Linked DNA regions of Mus musculus: region 1 is linked to region 2. A link is a loop called in an ENCODE intact Hi-C map of the cell type or tissue named here. Cell type or tissue: left cerebral cortex. All regions are shown on one strand.

The links. Hi-C counts contacts between places; a loop is a spot of excess contacts. Peaks named below come from ENCODE experiments on the same cell type or tissue, not always from the same donor. Only the 100,000 strongest peaks of a DNase experiment are listed, where the experiment ranks them.
Region 1: a loop joins it to region 2, with 3 times the contacts of the local background. A loop is called at or near these places in 3 of 42 quality-filtered maps.

The regions. Positions count from the first base shown.
Region 1 is chr8:107,027,351-107,035,350 of GRCm38, reverse strand. Vps4a (vacuolar protein sorting 4A) reads right to left here and starts at 4,082. Exons shown (of 11, transcript NM_126165.2): 1 at 3,860-4,082. The coding sequence starts at 3,880. In left cerebral cortex, a CTCF peak has its summit at 4,099; a DNase peak (open chromatin) is centred at 4,112; H3K4me3 peaks cover 1,978 bases; H3K27ac peaks cover 944 bases.
Region 2 is chr8:106,679,504-106,687,503 of GRCm38, reverse strand. It overlaps Tango6 (transport and golgi organization 6), which reads right to left and starts at 4,436. Exons shown (of 18, transcript NM_173037.1): 1 at 4,249-4,436. The coding sequence starts at 4,351. In left cerebral cortex, CTCF peaks have their summits at 2,929 (motif pointing left), 3,921 and 4,689; DNase peaks (open chromatin) are centred at 3,989 and 4,375; H3K4me3 peaks cover 1,002 bases; H3K27ac peaks cover 609 bases.

The sequences.
Region 1 (8,000 bases), 350 kb before region 2:
ACCTGGAGCTTCGAGTTAAATTCCTAGAACACACAGAGGAAGGAGACACCTAATTCCTGAGGAGGTCCCACACTTAAGGAAAACCTACTGCTCCTGAAAGTTGTCCTCTGACCTCAACACACATAAATAAATGATTATAAGATGTAAAAAAATAGGAAAAAAAAAAGATAGTTCAGCAGTTACAAGCATTTGTTGCTCTTGTAGAGAAATCTGGTTTGAATCCCAGCTAGGGGATCAGATGCCCCTTCAACTCTTCCCAGACACTGAGCAAATAAGTAGGAACAGAAAACAGATAGATAGATACATAGATAGCCTGGTGGTGACATGACACATACCTTAATCCCAGCACTTGGGTGGCAGAGTCAGGTCAGAGACCAGCCTGGTCTATGGAGCTAGTTCCATGACAGCCAAGGCCACACAGAGAACCCCTGTCTCGAAAAAGCATCCCCATTCCCAAAAAACAAAAAACAAAACAAAACAAAAAACCCTGGTGCACAGACATATAGGCAGGCAAAACAACCCCAACAAAATAAAAGAAATATGAATCTGGGAAGATGACTCTGCAGCTCATGGTACTTGCTGCTCTTTTTTGTTTTGTTTTGAGACAGGGTCTCACTCAGTGGCTCTGATTGTCCTGGAACTCCAAATGTAAATGAGGCTGGCCTCAGCCTCCAGAGAGGTGCAAAGGCGTATGCCAGCAAGCCTGGCTGCACTTGCTCTTGTAATGGCCCTTGTTTGATTCCCAGGACCTATGTGGTGGCTCAGAACTGTCTGTGACTCCAGCTCTAGGGTATCCGACACCTCCTTCTGGACACAGAGCATCAGGCATGCAGCAAGGGGCATATACACAAACAGGCAAAATACATGCATAAAAATAAAAGAACAAAAGTAGGCTCAGAACAATACCTGAGGTTCCTCTACCCCCACAAAGCACCGCAGGCCTGTCTCATCTCTGCTGAACACTATTAGAACTCCTACTGGTGCACTACATTTTTCTGGCAACCAATACTGTCTTTCACTTGCTAAGGAGGTCTTAGTTTCAAAGGAGAGAAACAGCTTTGTATAACAGGAGGTAAGGTGACAAATTAAACTGACAGCCCTGCCACATCTCTAGTGACACCCATGGCAAAGGCTGAGATGAAGAAAAAGTGTGACAAACATGTGCTCACAGGGACCTGACAGAATTTCCGTAAAAACCCAATCAGCAAGTCTGTTAGATTTTTGTGAGTTTATAATCTCTGCAGCACAAATGCAGTTACAGACATGAGCTAGAATATTATCCAATAAAACTTTATTTATAGGCATCAAAATCTGAATTTTATTTTATCTTATTTTTTTTTAAGATTTATTTATTGATTATATGTAAGTACACTGTAGCTGTCTTCAGATACTCCAGAAGAGGGCATCAGATTTCATTAGGGATGGTTGTGAGTCACCATGTGGTTGCTGGGATTTGAACTCTGGACCTTCGGAAGAGCAGTCGGGTGCTCTTACCCACTGAGCCATCTCACCAGCCCAAAATCTGAATTTTAAATTATGTCATGAAAGCCTGAAAGCCCCTTTCCCAAGTCATTTAAACAATGTAAATGACTGTAATATCAGGTTAAGCCAAATCAGACAGAACTACACAGTGTATGACTCCATTCAATAAAAAACTTCAGCCAGGTGATGGGGACACATGACTTTAATCCCAACACTCAGGAGGCAGAGGTGGGTGGATCTCTGAGTTTGAGGCCAGCCTGGCTAGCCAGGATGGCCAGGACTATACAGAGAAACCCTGTCCCCAAAACACCACCACCACCACCACCAAAACCAAAAAGAAAGCAAGCGGAAACTGACCTGCTGCCTGCCTGTCATAGTGTTAGTCTCTGGGGGGAGAAAAGACATCAATAGTATCCCTGAAGCCAACCATGCATGTTACAGTACTGATCTGCCATTGGTCCAATAGTGGCACAAAAGTTATGGGGGCGCTCAACTATATTTGGCTTGGATCTGAGGCCTGCTGTACAGGGAAGAATTCAGATCTGGCGCTGTAAAGCTGGTCAGAAGCCCATGGCTTAGGGACCACAGGCCTAGAGAAGAATCTACACTGTTGTTTTATTAGATGACATAATGCTGATCTGTCCTCTAAGTATTTATACTTATCTCCACAGATATAATCTAGGCCAGAGAAGTTGCTCCTCTCAGTGGTGGTGAGTTGGTTAGATGATTAGCAGTCAATGCAGACTCCTAACTGAGATTAGTGTCTATTGAGGGAGGGCTCAGCCCTGAGAGTTATCACCCATGTCCCCAAGGCACAAGAAAAAAACTGGAAGAGGGGAGGAAAGAGCCAGAGGCTGGAGGGGTGCTGTGAAATGCAGCTTACCTGCACCAGATGAGCTCACTAAGACCAATCAAAATTTAAGAAGCACTAACTGGGCACAGCGGGTTACTGAGAGGGGGGGCACAGGAGTAGGGGGTGGAGCTGGAAGTACACAAGACCCAGACTCATGGTTGACATGTATGAAACGTCAAAGAATAAAGGAAATCCCAGGAAAAAAGAAATCCGCTTCCTACCGGAGTCTGACAGCCTGAATTGAACATCCAGAAGAGAACCGATGCGTGCATGTTATCCTCGGACCTCCCCACACGGGCAGGTCATGGGAATGCGTGTGCGGGCACTGTCATACCCAGACAACACATGCACACCATACATACATATGCACGCAAACACAACAACGTACAATGCCACAGAGTATGCTACATGGGACAGTAGGGCTGAGGAGCAGTGGTTAAAGGCGTAGAGTTTCTTTGGTGATGATTCAAACCTCTAAAAGCCCTGGATGGTACAGTTTAAATATGTGACCGTTATAGCATGAGTGCTAGCTCTTCATAAAACTGTTTCCTAAAAGTTGGATAATATTCTTGGTTCACATGTAGTGCTAACTCTGGCCAGGCAGGTGGGATCAGGCCGAAGTTGGTTTAACCCTAAGAACAAACAGAACAGTTTCTGCAGTGAATGGTGGGTTCTAGTTCTGAATTCCATCTAATTTCAAGCCTAGAACAGAAATTTACTCCTGTATTTCTACTTGGAGCAGCCACCACCACCACCAGATATGCAAATATCACTCACTCTTTGATGCTCTGGCTAAAGTCCCTTCCTTCATAAAGTCTTACTTGGTTCCACCCAAACGCTTACTTTATTAGCAAAGGCTTACCGAGTACATGATATGCTGAACCTATGTTATAATTGCTTTCCCTGAATTATTGTCTCAAGTCGTCTGACAACCACCCTACAAGGGCACTGCCTATTTTAGTGATGAGGAAATCCAACATTCCAACATCCAAAACCTAGACACACTGGTGAGTGGCAGGGCTGGGATTTAAACACAAGCCTGAGGCCTGACAGTGTTTATGCTTTCTGACAGCTCTAGAACGAGCCCTTCCTTCATCCGGGCGGCGCCACCCCAGCATCACCCTGCAGGACGTAGGGAATGAATGAAGGGTGGCTGGCCGAGAAACCCGGGGCTCGTTGGAAGCAGCTCAGGGGGCTGCCAGGGCGCCTGGCAGGAGCGGGTGAACGCCGCTCCCGGAGCGACCTGCGGGACCCGGGCGCGCTCAGGGGGAGGCGGCGCCGCTGCAAGGCGGCAGTTCAGCCCCGGCTGCGCGTCCTGGGCTCCGGCCCGCCGGTTCGGCTTGGGCCGGGGCTCAGTGGAGACGTCCTTCGGGCTCCGAGCGCGGGAGAGGCTGCAGCGCGGGTGGGACGAGGCAGCCTGACAGGGACCGCCAGGCCGGGCTCCGAGGAGGCCACCGCCCGTCCGCTCCGCGGCCCGCAGGCCCTGCCGCCTTGGGCCTCCGCGGGCGCGCCGCACCCAAGTACCTGGAGGGTTGACGTTGTCATTTCATATCCTGGGTCCGCCCCACACCCCGCGGTGCTGCTTGCGGCCTCGGTCCGGCTCGGAGGAGCCGAGGTGGTGGGTCCGCCGCTTAGGAGCCCGGCAGGTCGGCTCTCGGCGCGGGCAGAGCTGCCACTAGCAGTGGGAGCCGAGTCCGAGGGTGAACGAGGAGCGCGGCCCAGAGCGGCCCAGCCCGAGTCACGCGGCTGCCGCCCTGTGGCCATGGCCTGCAACTGCAGACACCGCTCCTCTAAGAGGGGCGGGGCCTGCCGGGGGCGGGGTCTGGTGGGATACCGGTAAAGGGCCAGCCCGAAGGCCGGTAAAACCGGAGTGAGGGGCGGAGCCGCCGAGTGAGGGGTGGGGCCGACGGGGGCGGGGCCTGGTAGATCCGGGAGAGGAGCGGGGCTGGACGTGGACAAAGATGGGGAGTTCTGGGCGGAGTTGGGAGCCCAGGTGGGCGGGGCCGACCAAGGGCGTGCCTTGTGAGAGAGTGAGGGGCGGGGCGGAGGGAACAAGTAGAATCTGTACCCCACTTGAGTAAACCTAACCATAAAAAGTAAACTCCCTGGAGCTGTGTTTTCCCGCTATTTAATAGGTTATGTTAATTAGTATTTACCTTGCCTGTCTTAGGGGACAATGAATGAACTAATGTATACATAGTGAATGTCACACTGTGGGTTCAATCCCAGGTAACTGTTATGAGAGAATGATTCTAAAGCCTGTTTTGTGATGGTTTTTATTTTTATTTTTTTTTCAAGACAGGGTTTCACTGTGTTGCCTTGGCTGTCTTGGAACTCAGGCTGTCGACCAGGCGTAACCTCGAACAGAGATCCACCTGCCTCTGCCGTCTGAGTTCTGAGATTAAAGGCTTGTACCACCACCAAGTTTGTGCTAGTTTTTAACTGTTAACTTTTCTGGGCCAGCGAGATGGCTCAGCAGGTAAAAGCACTTGTGCACAAGACAAATGAGCTAATATCCCCAGTTCCTGCTGGGTGGAAGAAGAGAGCAGACTTCTTATAGTTGTCCTCTGATTGCCACACTCCTGCCCACCCAAACTCTCAGAGATCTGCCTGCCTTTGCTGGGATTAAAGTTTTGGGTTGCCATGCCCAGATACTTCTTTTTTTCAGGCAGGGTCTCTCTCTCTGTGTCAGGTGCAAAGGAAACTGCATTTCCTGAGATTCTGGAGCTGCTTCCCCTTTATCAAAGGAGCCACGTCATTTCCCTTACCACTGGCAGAAGGAACATGGCTGTCTGAGGTGCCTGTCAGCATAGGGAAGCGCACACTAGCCTCCAGGTCTGTGGGCTAATGTGCGCTTTGCTCCCTCCCCTAAACGTCACTCATGGGCTTCCCTTCCCCAGCTACTCATTTCTCCTCATAACCCTGCGATTTCAGCTCTGTGCCCTCTTGGTCTTGTCTTGTCTCTCCCTCTCTGCACAGCTCCTGCTCCCCTCACAGTCAGGTCCAGTCAGCTGACCCTATTCAGTCCACTCTGTTCTTTCTCAGCTCTGGGCTCTTCCGGATGCCTCTGACTGTTCCCTCCCTCATAGCTACAATAAAGATCATGGTGGCACATGCTTTTAATAACCTGCGCTCAGGAGCCAGAGGCAAGAGGATCTCTTGTGAGTTTGAGGACAGCCTGAACTATACAGCAAGCTCCAAGACCAACAGGACAGCATAAAGAGACCCCGTTTCAAAAAACCAGTCGGGGCTGGAGAGATGCTGGAGAGATGGCACAGCAGTTAAGAGCACTGGCTGCTCTTCCAGAGGTTCTGAGTTCACAGGAAGAAAAAAATTATGCCAAAAAGAAAAAAAAAGACCCCAGGAGTTCTAGAGGCTGGAGGTCTAAAACTCAAGTTACTGGTAGGGCCATGCTCCCTTGAAGCCTGCTAGGCGGAAGGCACACTTGCTGGACACCCTTGGAATTCCAGTGACTCGTAGATCCATCACTCCAGCCTTTGGACACCCCATCATGTCACATGACACAACCATCTCTCCTGTGGGTCTTTCCTAACACTACTCATACATAAAATAAGCAAATAAATCTTTTAAAAAAAGAAAAACAATCAACCATCCAAACATTGTGTTTAGTGGTGTGTGTGAGTGTGTCTGTGTCTCTGTGTATGTCTGCCTTGTGCTGACTAAGGAGTCAGTTTTCACTCGGGATCAAACTACGTTTGCCAGGCTTGGTGGCAAGCATCTTTATGTGCTATGCCATCTGGCCTGTCCAAAGCTGTCCTTTTTTTTTCCTGAGAAAGGGTCTGTAGTCCAGGCTTGTCCTTAATCTTATTTTTTTTTTTATTTTTATTTTTTTAGAAATAATTCTTCTAGTATTTTTTAAAGATTTATTTATTTATTTAATATGAGTACACTGTTGCTGTCTTCTCCAGCAAGTTTCCCTTGACTCAGGCCAAACTGGAATTGTGGTGACTATTATTATTATTATTATGGGGCTAGTCAGTTTCTGAAACAAAGTTAGAGCCCCCACCCCCAAAGATTTTATTTTTGGGAGGATGGAGAGAGAGTATGGGAAGAGATGATTAGAACTGGAGGACAGTTGGGGGTGGGGGTGGGGTGATGTGAAACATATGGCAGTAGATAGCCGTAGGATTCTATAAGGGTGACCCTAGTGAGGTTTCCTAGTAATGTAGGATTCAGAGCAACTTCTGTAACCATGCAAGGAAGGCTTCCAGTGGTGGGACTGGTACACCAATCCAGCCATAAAACCTTCAGCCCACAACCTGCCCTGCCCACAAGGCTGGGCAATGTTCAAAAGCAATGGAGGTACAGAACCTGTAGGTGTGGCCCACCAAGACTGGTCTAATTTGAGGTCCCAGCCACAGATGGAGCACATGCCCAACCTGCCTGAATGACCAAGAACCAGGAGCTGGAGAGCCCAGGGACCTTAAGATTGAAGAAAAATTGATAAAATGATTCCTAATGATAGTCTGCTACATTCATAGATGGGTGCCCAGCCCAATTGTAATTAGAGAGGCTTCCCCAGCCGCTAATGGGAGCAGACACCTACAGCTCAGGGAACCCCTTAAAAAAGGGGGAAAACTGTAGGAGCAAGAAGGGTAGAGGACACCAGGAGAACATGTCCCACAGAATCAACTAAGCAGGGCTCACAGAAGCTCACAGAGACCAAAGGGGCAATCTCGGAGGCCAGGGGAGAATGTAAGATCCCTTAGAGCTAGAGTAAACAGAAGCTGAGAGCTACCAAGGGGATGGGAGGAACTGAACTCACTTCCCCTGGAAGGGCAGCAACAGCGACTAACCACTAACCAGGAGTCATCTCTTCAGGCTCACAATAAGAATAGTCAAATGCAGGCAGAAGCATGAGGTTCCAGAAAGGAGAAAGGAGATACACAGAGGGAAGGAAGACACACTTGAGAACATGAATGTGGCCTTCTCAAAGAGCTACTGACCCAACGTGATGGCTCAGCACGTTAAGGCACCTGTCACCAAGCCTGGAGACCTGAATTATTCCATCCCTTGGACCCATGATGGAAGGATAGAATCAAGTTGTGTTCTGACCTCCACATGAATGCTGTTGTACACACACACACACACACACACACACACACACACACAAAGAGTTGTGTGCATCCCCAGCAGGGGCTACACAGAGAAACCCTGTCTCGGAAAAAAAAAAAATTCTTTTCAGAAAGTTATATACATCCTCAAGTGTGGGTACACACTTCGCAAAAGAGAGTCACAGCTGGTTTTTTTGTTTTGTTTTGTTTTGTTTTTTGTTTTTTTTTTTTTGGTTTTTCGAGACAGGGTTTCTCTGTATAGCCCTGGCTGTCCTGGAACTCATTCTGTAGACCAGCTGGCCTTGAACTCAGAAATCCACCTGCCGGGCTGGTGAGTTGGCTCAGTGGGTAAGAGCACCCAACTGCTCTTCCGAAGGTCTGGAGTTCAAATCCCAGCAACCACATAGTGGCTCACAACCATCTGTAACAAGATCTGATGCCATCTTCTGGAGTGTCTGAAGACAGCTACAGTGTACTTATATATAATAAATAAATCTTTAAAAAAAAAAAAAAAGAAATCCACCTGCCTCTGCCTCCCGAGTGCTGGGACAAAAGGCGTGCACCACCACGCCTGGCTTTTTTTTTTTTTT
Region 2 (8,000 bases):
GTTTGTTTTGAGACAGGGTTTCTCTGTGTAGCCCTGGCTGCCCTGGAACTGCTCTGAGCACCAGACTGGCCTTGAACTCACAGAGATCCACCCCCATCTACCACCAGAGTGCTGAAATTAAAGGCATGGGCCACCTGGCTTGGCTCCTCTTTTTCTTCAGCAGCAAACCCCACATCCGTCCCCCCAGCACCAGCTTAGCTTTGAAACACGGTCTTGCTGTTTCAAGTCCAGACTGGTCTCTGCTTCCTGAGTGCTGGGATTAGAGGCACCATGTCTGGTGAGTTCTGAGAATTTTGATTTCGGTTATGTTATATGAATATATTTTTTTGTTTAATCCCTGGTGTGGGATATGGGACTGCTTCAGTTTGTCTACAGCCGTTAATTGTGACTGTCTCAATGCTCTAGGAGGGGGCATGATCTTTGTCAGCTGCAGATGGTTTAGTTCTGGGGATTCTGGAGAAAGTATAAATACCAGAGCCCCAGGACTGGTGGGAGGTGAAGAAGAAGGTGGCTGCTGCTCCCCTCCCCCACCCTCACTTTTCCTAGATACTGTTGCAGTTTGACAGAAATTAGAGATATGACACTGAAGACCGGACTTGCCCAAGGAACCCAACAGCCCTAACCAGCAGGAAGCAGCCTATAAAGGTTTACACCCCTCCCCTCTAACCTCCTCGCTCTCCTACCTGCTGGTAGAGGGATTAGACCACAATAAAACAATAAATACGCCAACACTGAAGCTAAAGTAGCAGTTCTCAAAATGTGGCATGAAGGACCCATGTCAAGAAGTCTGCAAGGAGAAAACAATTCCCCAATAACCGCGCTAGTTTGCACCGACTGCTTTGACAAACACCAAGACCAAAAGCAGCTTGGGGAGGACAGGGTTTCTCTGGCTTACGGCATCTAGGGATGCTGTGGCAGGACCTGAAGCAGAGACCACGAGAAATGCTGCTTCCTGGCTTGTGACCCATGGCTGCTTCCCTTCCTTTTTATACAACCCTGGACCACCTGCCCAGGCACTGCCCACAGTGTGTTGGGCGTTCCCACATCAATCATAAAGAAGAAAATGCACCGCTGACTCGACTACAGGCCAATCTGATGGAGGCATTTTCTCAACTGAGAGTCCCTCTTAGCGAATGACCCTAGGTCGTGTCAAGTTGACAGATAAATAGACTGACTGACTGACTGACTGACTGACTGACTAGTACAGTAACTGTGAGCCAGGGCTGGGGATGTACACAGGTACATATGTCAGTTTGATCTGCAGCATCACACACAAAAAAGAGATTAAACATATATTAAACATATAAAGCAATGCCGCACTTTACCAGTTATTTCTCCTTTAAAATGTTACTACAGGAAGTCATAGTGGTGACATCTGTTAACGCAGCACTCAGGACAATGAGGCACAAAGACTGCTGCAAGGCCAGCCTAGTCTCCACAGTAAATTCTAGACTAGCTTTAGCTAAAGAGTAAGACCCTGACCCAAACCCGGGGATAGAGGGGGTCTACCCTCACCAAAAAAGATCCAGATGACCAGTACAGGCACTCAAACTTGAGAACTTGGGAGGTAGAGGCAAGCAAATCCCCAAAATCTGAGGCTAGCCTGTTCTATAAAGCAGGTGTCAAGGGCACAGAGCTACACCCTATCCCAAACACACACACACACACACACACACACACACACACACACACACACACACTGCAGGAGTAAACTAAACCTGATACAGCATATGCAAGCACAGACCTGGTGTTTGATCCCCAACACCAAAACAAAAGAACGAAACAGCCAGCTTGGTGGTGCACACCTGTAACCCCGTTACGCAGGAGACTGACACCTGTAACCGAGTTACTCAGGAGACTGAGGCAGTTATTGCCATTAGTTTGAGTCCAGCCTGCACTACACAGAGAGTTCCAGGGCAGCCTGGGCTATAACATGAAACGTTCTCTTTAAAAAGTCATACCAAAAAAAAAAAAGAAAAATGAAAAGAAAAAAGACAGAAAAGAACAAAAAAGCCACATCCAGATCCATGCAGTACACAATAGTCTACATACACAACATAGAATAATTTAGGGGGCTGGAGAGATGGCTCAGCAGCAGAGAGCACTTAGCGCCCTCTCACAGAACCAGAATCTAGTTCCCAGCGCCCACATAAAAGGGTTCACAACCTCATATAACTCCATTTCCAAAGGATTTAGTGCCCTCTTCTGGTCTCCATGGGCACCCACACGCATACACATAAATAAATATAGCATAAACCTTCTTTAAAAACGAAGAATTTTAGCATACTATTTTTTTTCCCCTTCCAAACAAGAGTGTTTGGAAACAGTGGTGTGGATGTAGTTCAGCTGGTAGACTAATTGCCCAGCAGGCAAGATGCCCTCGGTTTGATGCCCCAGTACTACATAAACCAGTGTGACACTGCAGGCCTGTAATCCCAGCATTCAGGTGACTGAGGTAAAAGAATCAGAAATTTAAGTTCATTATATGGTACAGAAATTCAAGATTACCCTTCATTATGTGGGGTACATGAGACCCTATCTCAAAACTGGGGGAAAAAACAAATCAAAACTAAACCAACCCAATAGCTACGACTGCCAAATGCTGAACAAGGGATCTCTCCATTAGTAAGTTAAAAGACAGAAGGTACAAGCTCAGTTCCCAGTACCCATGTCAGATGCCTCAACTGCCCATAACTCCAGCTCCAGGGAGATCTGACACTTCTGGTTTCTCTGGATAACTTCACTCACACATACATACCCACACATACATATTATTAAAAAAATAAAATAATCTTTTTTTCTTTTTCCTTTTAATGTGGAAGCCGGAAGGATGGTTCATTGGGCAAGACCACTTTCTGCACTGGGGTTTGGGTCTTAGCACCCATGTGATACAACTGCCTGTAACTCCAGTTCCAGATAAACTGACACCCTCTTTTGGCCTCTGTGGGCTACTGCATGCACACAGCATACATACACTCACAGAAATAGGCATTCAAACATAAATAAATAAAATACGTATCCTGCCGTTGACTCTTAATTGGGGCAAGAGAGTATATTTTGCAAGCTTTTAGTGAAGGAACTGAGGTTTGTCACGAACTTGATTTACTTTGGGCAATTTCCAATGTACATGTATGTTCCTCTGCAAAAATTAATGCCTATTAATACTTAGGAGACTGCTGTGAGGACTAAATGATCTACAAGTAAATGGACTATAGGGACTGGCGCTTAGTAGGCAATCATCTACTACTAATTGCTTTTCACGTCCCACTAAGTACTCTGTAATGTTTGCAGCTGTAGTTTGGGGGTCGACATTTAAGACCGAGAGTGTTCACCTTGTAATCACACACGTTGCCTTTACCTTGATAATTCTACACGCACCCAGACATGCTGTGCTTATAATTAGGATCCTATTTTCTTACACCCTTCTACGTTTCCAGATGCCATCAGAAGTTCTATTCTGAATAATCTGCCTTAGTCTGACAAGGAGATCAGGCAGAACTGAGTTCTAGGTCCATGGACATCCCTCTAATATAACCACCTGATTTGAGGTGTGAGTTCCAGGACAAACCTTAACTATACAGTGATACCCTGTCTAAAGAAAGAAAGGGGCAGGAGGTGTGAATGGTCATGCTTGCCTTTAATCCCAGCACTGGGGAGGCAGAGGCAGTTCAAACCACCACAAATTGGGACTCAACAGTGAGAATGCAAGGTCTCACTATTCCCAAGGTCTCTTCAAATACTAAACTGGGAAGTTAACTCAACAAGTGATTAAAGGTGACTGTGCACCTCTGATACCAAAACAGAAACCCTTAAAAATCTTCCTCAAATTCAGCCAAAAAACGTCCCTGCTGGGCATCTCTGGTCACTTGGCATTTTGTACAAATCTCAAGCGTGCACACCAGGCTCGGAGCCCTCAAGCGGTTGGGACATCACATTACACCTGTGTGAAGGCGTCTCCAGTCCCTGTGTCAGGGCTGTGCTGGAGCAAACAGTGGACCGAAGCCGCTGCTCAGCGAGGCGCCCAACGGACCTCGGCCGGCATCAGCGGTCAGCGGACTGCAGGCCCTTTCCTGGAGCTTCAGTTTAAGTTTTAAGTGAGACTGCACAGAGCCCAAGCGCTCCCGGGAGTGGGGATGGAGATGCCGGGAGGGCCTGCGGGAAACATGCGGTAGCAGCCAGGGCGAGCCTGGGTGACCCGCGACCCCGCGAGCCTCAGGTCCAGCCCCGCGCCGAGACTCGTCCTCTCACCTCCCGGGCTCAGCAGCAACTTCAGCGCTTCCAGAACCTGCTCCAGACCACATGTCACCAGAACGCCACTCGGCGCAGCCGCCGCCGGTCCGGAGGCCGCCATGATTGGAGTGGAGCGACCTGCGACGTGCTCAAACACCCAAGTGGGCCAGCGCGGCCGCCATTTTGAATGTGGCGGAGGCGTGTCCTCTGCTGGAGGGCGGGGCCCAAGACCTGGGGCGGGGCCTACTCTGTCTGGAACGCCCCTTCTCCGGGAAAAAAAAAAAAAACAAGATACAGTTTCTTGTGTTCTCCCAGAGCGCCCCAGTTCAATTCCCAGCATCCCTATCAGACACCAGCCTGCAAACTCAGGTCCAGCAACTCATGCGCATACACACGCATGCACAAGCATAACTTACAAAATATTTTTTAAAAGAAAATATAGGGGGCTGGTGAGATGGCTCAGTGGGTAAGAGCACCCGACTACTCTTCAAAAGGTCCAGAGTTCAAATCCCAGCAACCACATGGTGGCTCACAACCATCCGTAACGAGATCTGACGCCCTCTTCTGGTGTGTCTGAAAACAGCTACAGTGTACTTACATATAATAAATAAATAAAATCTTTAAAAAAAAAAAAAAAAGAAAGAAAATATAATTGAAAAGGTAAAATAAAAGACCAATGTGGTGACATGTATCTTTAAGTCTAGTACTTAGAACCAAAGGTCAGCCTGGTCTACATACATAGTAAGCTCAAGGCCAACCAGGAACTCTGAGAGACCCTGACTCAAAAACAAAAAGAAAAAAAACACAAGTAGTCTTGCATGGTGGCCCATGCTTCTAAATCTCAGCTATAGAGAATCACGTGTTCAAAACCAGTGAAGGCAGCTTAGTGAGACCGTCTAAAAGCTATGAAGGATTGGAAATGTTATCCAGTAATAACACTCTAGCACACAACCATGAGTTTGGTCCTCAGTACTTCAACCCAGGGGGTGGGGGAGGGAACAGAAATAGTTTCTCGTAAAAATAATACACATTTTAGTATGTAAATTTTCAAGTACTGAAAGAAACACAATAAATAAAGTTCACAGATGTACATAGACCCTGAAAGAGAAGCTCACACCAATGACACCAGCGTTCAGGGAAGCTGACGTGGCAAGACAAGTTCATAACTTTCTCCCCAAAAGTAACAGTAACAAAAAATATTCAACTTTGTATTACTGATTCCTTTTTCTGACATTTAAAAGTAAATACACACTGGGATAGAGAGATGGATCCGTGGTGTTGTTCTTGTAGAGGACCCAGGTTTAATTCCCATCGCCTACAAGGTGGCTCACAGCCATGTATAACTCCAATTCTAGGGGATCCAATGCCCTCTTCTGGCTTCCAAGATGACCAGCCACTCATGTGGGGCACAGACACACGTACAGGCAAAATACTCATAACTGTAAAATAAATAATTCTTTAATCTAAAGATAAATACGCACACACACATATCCTGTATCTGTGAATGTGTTAGCTACAGACAGCCCCATTGGAATATCTTGGTTTTGTTGGGTGATGGTGAAAGACCCTCGAGGGGAGACCCTCACTCAGACCACTCAAGTCCCGGGACAGCCGCGTACCCAAGAAGACACTGAGACCATACATAAAATGTAGAAGGCAAGATTTAATAAAGCAGCGACATGAAAGCACACAGACCAGAGCTCTGGGGTCGAAATAAAGCAGCAACATGAAAGCACAGAGCTCTGGGGTCGAAACTCATACACCTAGTGGCACCTAGTGGTGTAGAGGAGAATCGACGGTCAGCCAAAATTTTTCACAGGCTTATATAGTAAAACTCAAAGGGGGAGAACTGGGCAGGGAAAGTACAAGTTTACATCACTAGGGAGTTCTGCCAAAGGAATCTACGTAACTAAGGAGTCATGTCCTATCAAGGAACCTACGTAACTAAGGAGTACCTGGTTCATTTTGAGGTTGTTCCAGGAGGCCTTTATCTCAAAAATGTTCTTGGAACAGTTTTTAGTTGGGAGGGTTCGAACTTTAGGGTGAGGAGTTTTGGGGTGAAAAGTTTAGGAGTGTTCCGAGAACAACCTCTAGATGGGAGGGGGTGGGCTCCGAGGTAAAAAGTTCATGTTCTCACAAGAGGCCAGTAATTTTTTATTCTTCATTCCCCACTTCTTCTTGTTAGTAATTCTAATCTTAGAATTTCAGAAGTCTATATCTCTATGTGGAGAATACTGCATTTACTCTATCTTTAACATGGGAACAAAAACAGAATAAGGCAGATTAGTAAACAGAACTAGGCAGGGACCCTTCTAGTGAGGCTTGAGGGTCTCAGCATGACGCAGGTGTATGTAGATCAGATCTCTGGCTGGAACTGGTAAGATGTCCTTGGGGTACCCAGCTCGTTCACTGTAGCCAGTTGTGACCAGACTTCTTTCTGCACCATCTGTAAGCCTTTTAACTTAACATATAGATCATTATTATAACAACATAGGTTTAAACACATCATTTAAGACAGTGATGGGCACAGGAGCCCCATAAAGGATCTCAAAAAGAGTAAAACAAAACTGAATCAAGAGGGAGTATTCTCAGTTTTAAATAGGGCAAGGGGAAGGGGCACCAAGTAAGTCTGTGCCAGTCTCTAGGATTAATTTTGTCAAGGTCTCTTTAGAGTTTTATTTATTCTTTTTTATCTTTCCTGAGCTCTGAGGTCTGTACACACAATGGAATTTTCATTTGACCTCTAAATACTTGGCCACACCCTGACTTACCTGGGCAACAAAGGCAGGACCATTATCTGACACTATTGCTTTTGGCACTCCGAACCTTGGAAAATTTTCTTTAACAATCTTCTTGATGACTATCTGATCAGTCTCGTTTTTTTTACAAGGAAAAGCTTTTATCCATCTTGAGAACGTTTACAAAAACTAGAAGGTATTCATACACATATTTTTTCCAGTAAAGTCTATTTTTCAGTAGATGTCAGGTCTGTCTTCTCATGAGAGGACTAGTTTTCTTTTTTCAGTTTCTACTATGTCATACAGGGTTTCTTTTACCAGTCTTAATTTGTCTATAACTTGATAGTCTTCAGACTGTCAGGATCATTGCTCTTTAGGATGCCTGGGCGGTTAGATTTGCCATCTGATGTCCATCTGATTTTTTTTTAACCACAGCATCTTAGGTCTTTCTCTGCAGATGTCAACAGCTCTCTTTGTCTGTATATATAGAGCTTGTATTAAAGCCACAAGTTTAGCTTTCTGGGCTGAAGTCCCTTTAGGGAGGCTGCTGGCCTAGATCACTTGCTTTCTGTCCACCACTGCACTGCTGTCCCCGCCTTCCGCTTACCTTTAACCTTCAGGCTACTGCCATCCGTGTACCAGCTCAAACTCTCAGGCCAAGGCTGATCTGATCCTTCAGATCATTTCGAGTATGAGTTTCTTCTGCCAGAATGTCAGCACAATGATGAGTAGGTGAAGTCTCAGGCAGTAGTGAGATCGAGGACAGCAGGGGGAGCGAAGGTCACTCGTTCAGTCAACAAAAAGCTCTGACAATGTGTCCATCCGTCAGGGGAACAGTTGGATAATGTTTTCAAGAACGTTAGTCAGCCATCGGTCTTGGGGGCTGAACCACACTTTCTAAGACATGTGCCAAGTTTTGTCTCAGAGTCAATTTATCTGCGTCCTTGACCAGAAGCCACTATGTGCAGACAAGCAGGCCATCTTACAGCCACCAGGTCTAATTTTTTACAAGTATGCCACAGGTCTTTTTCA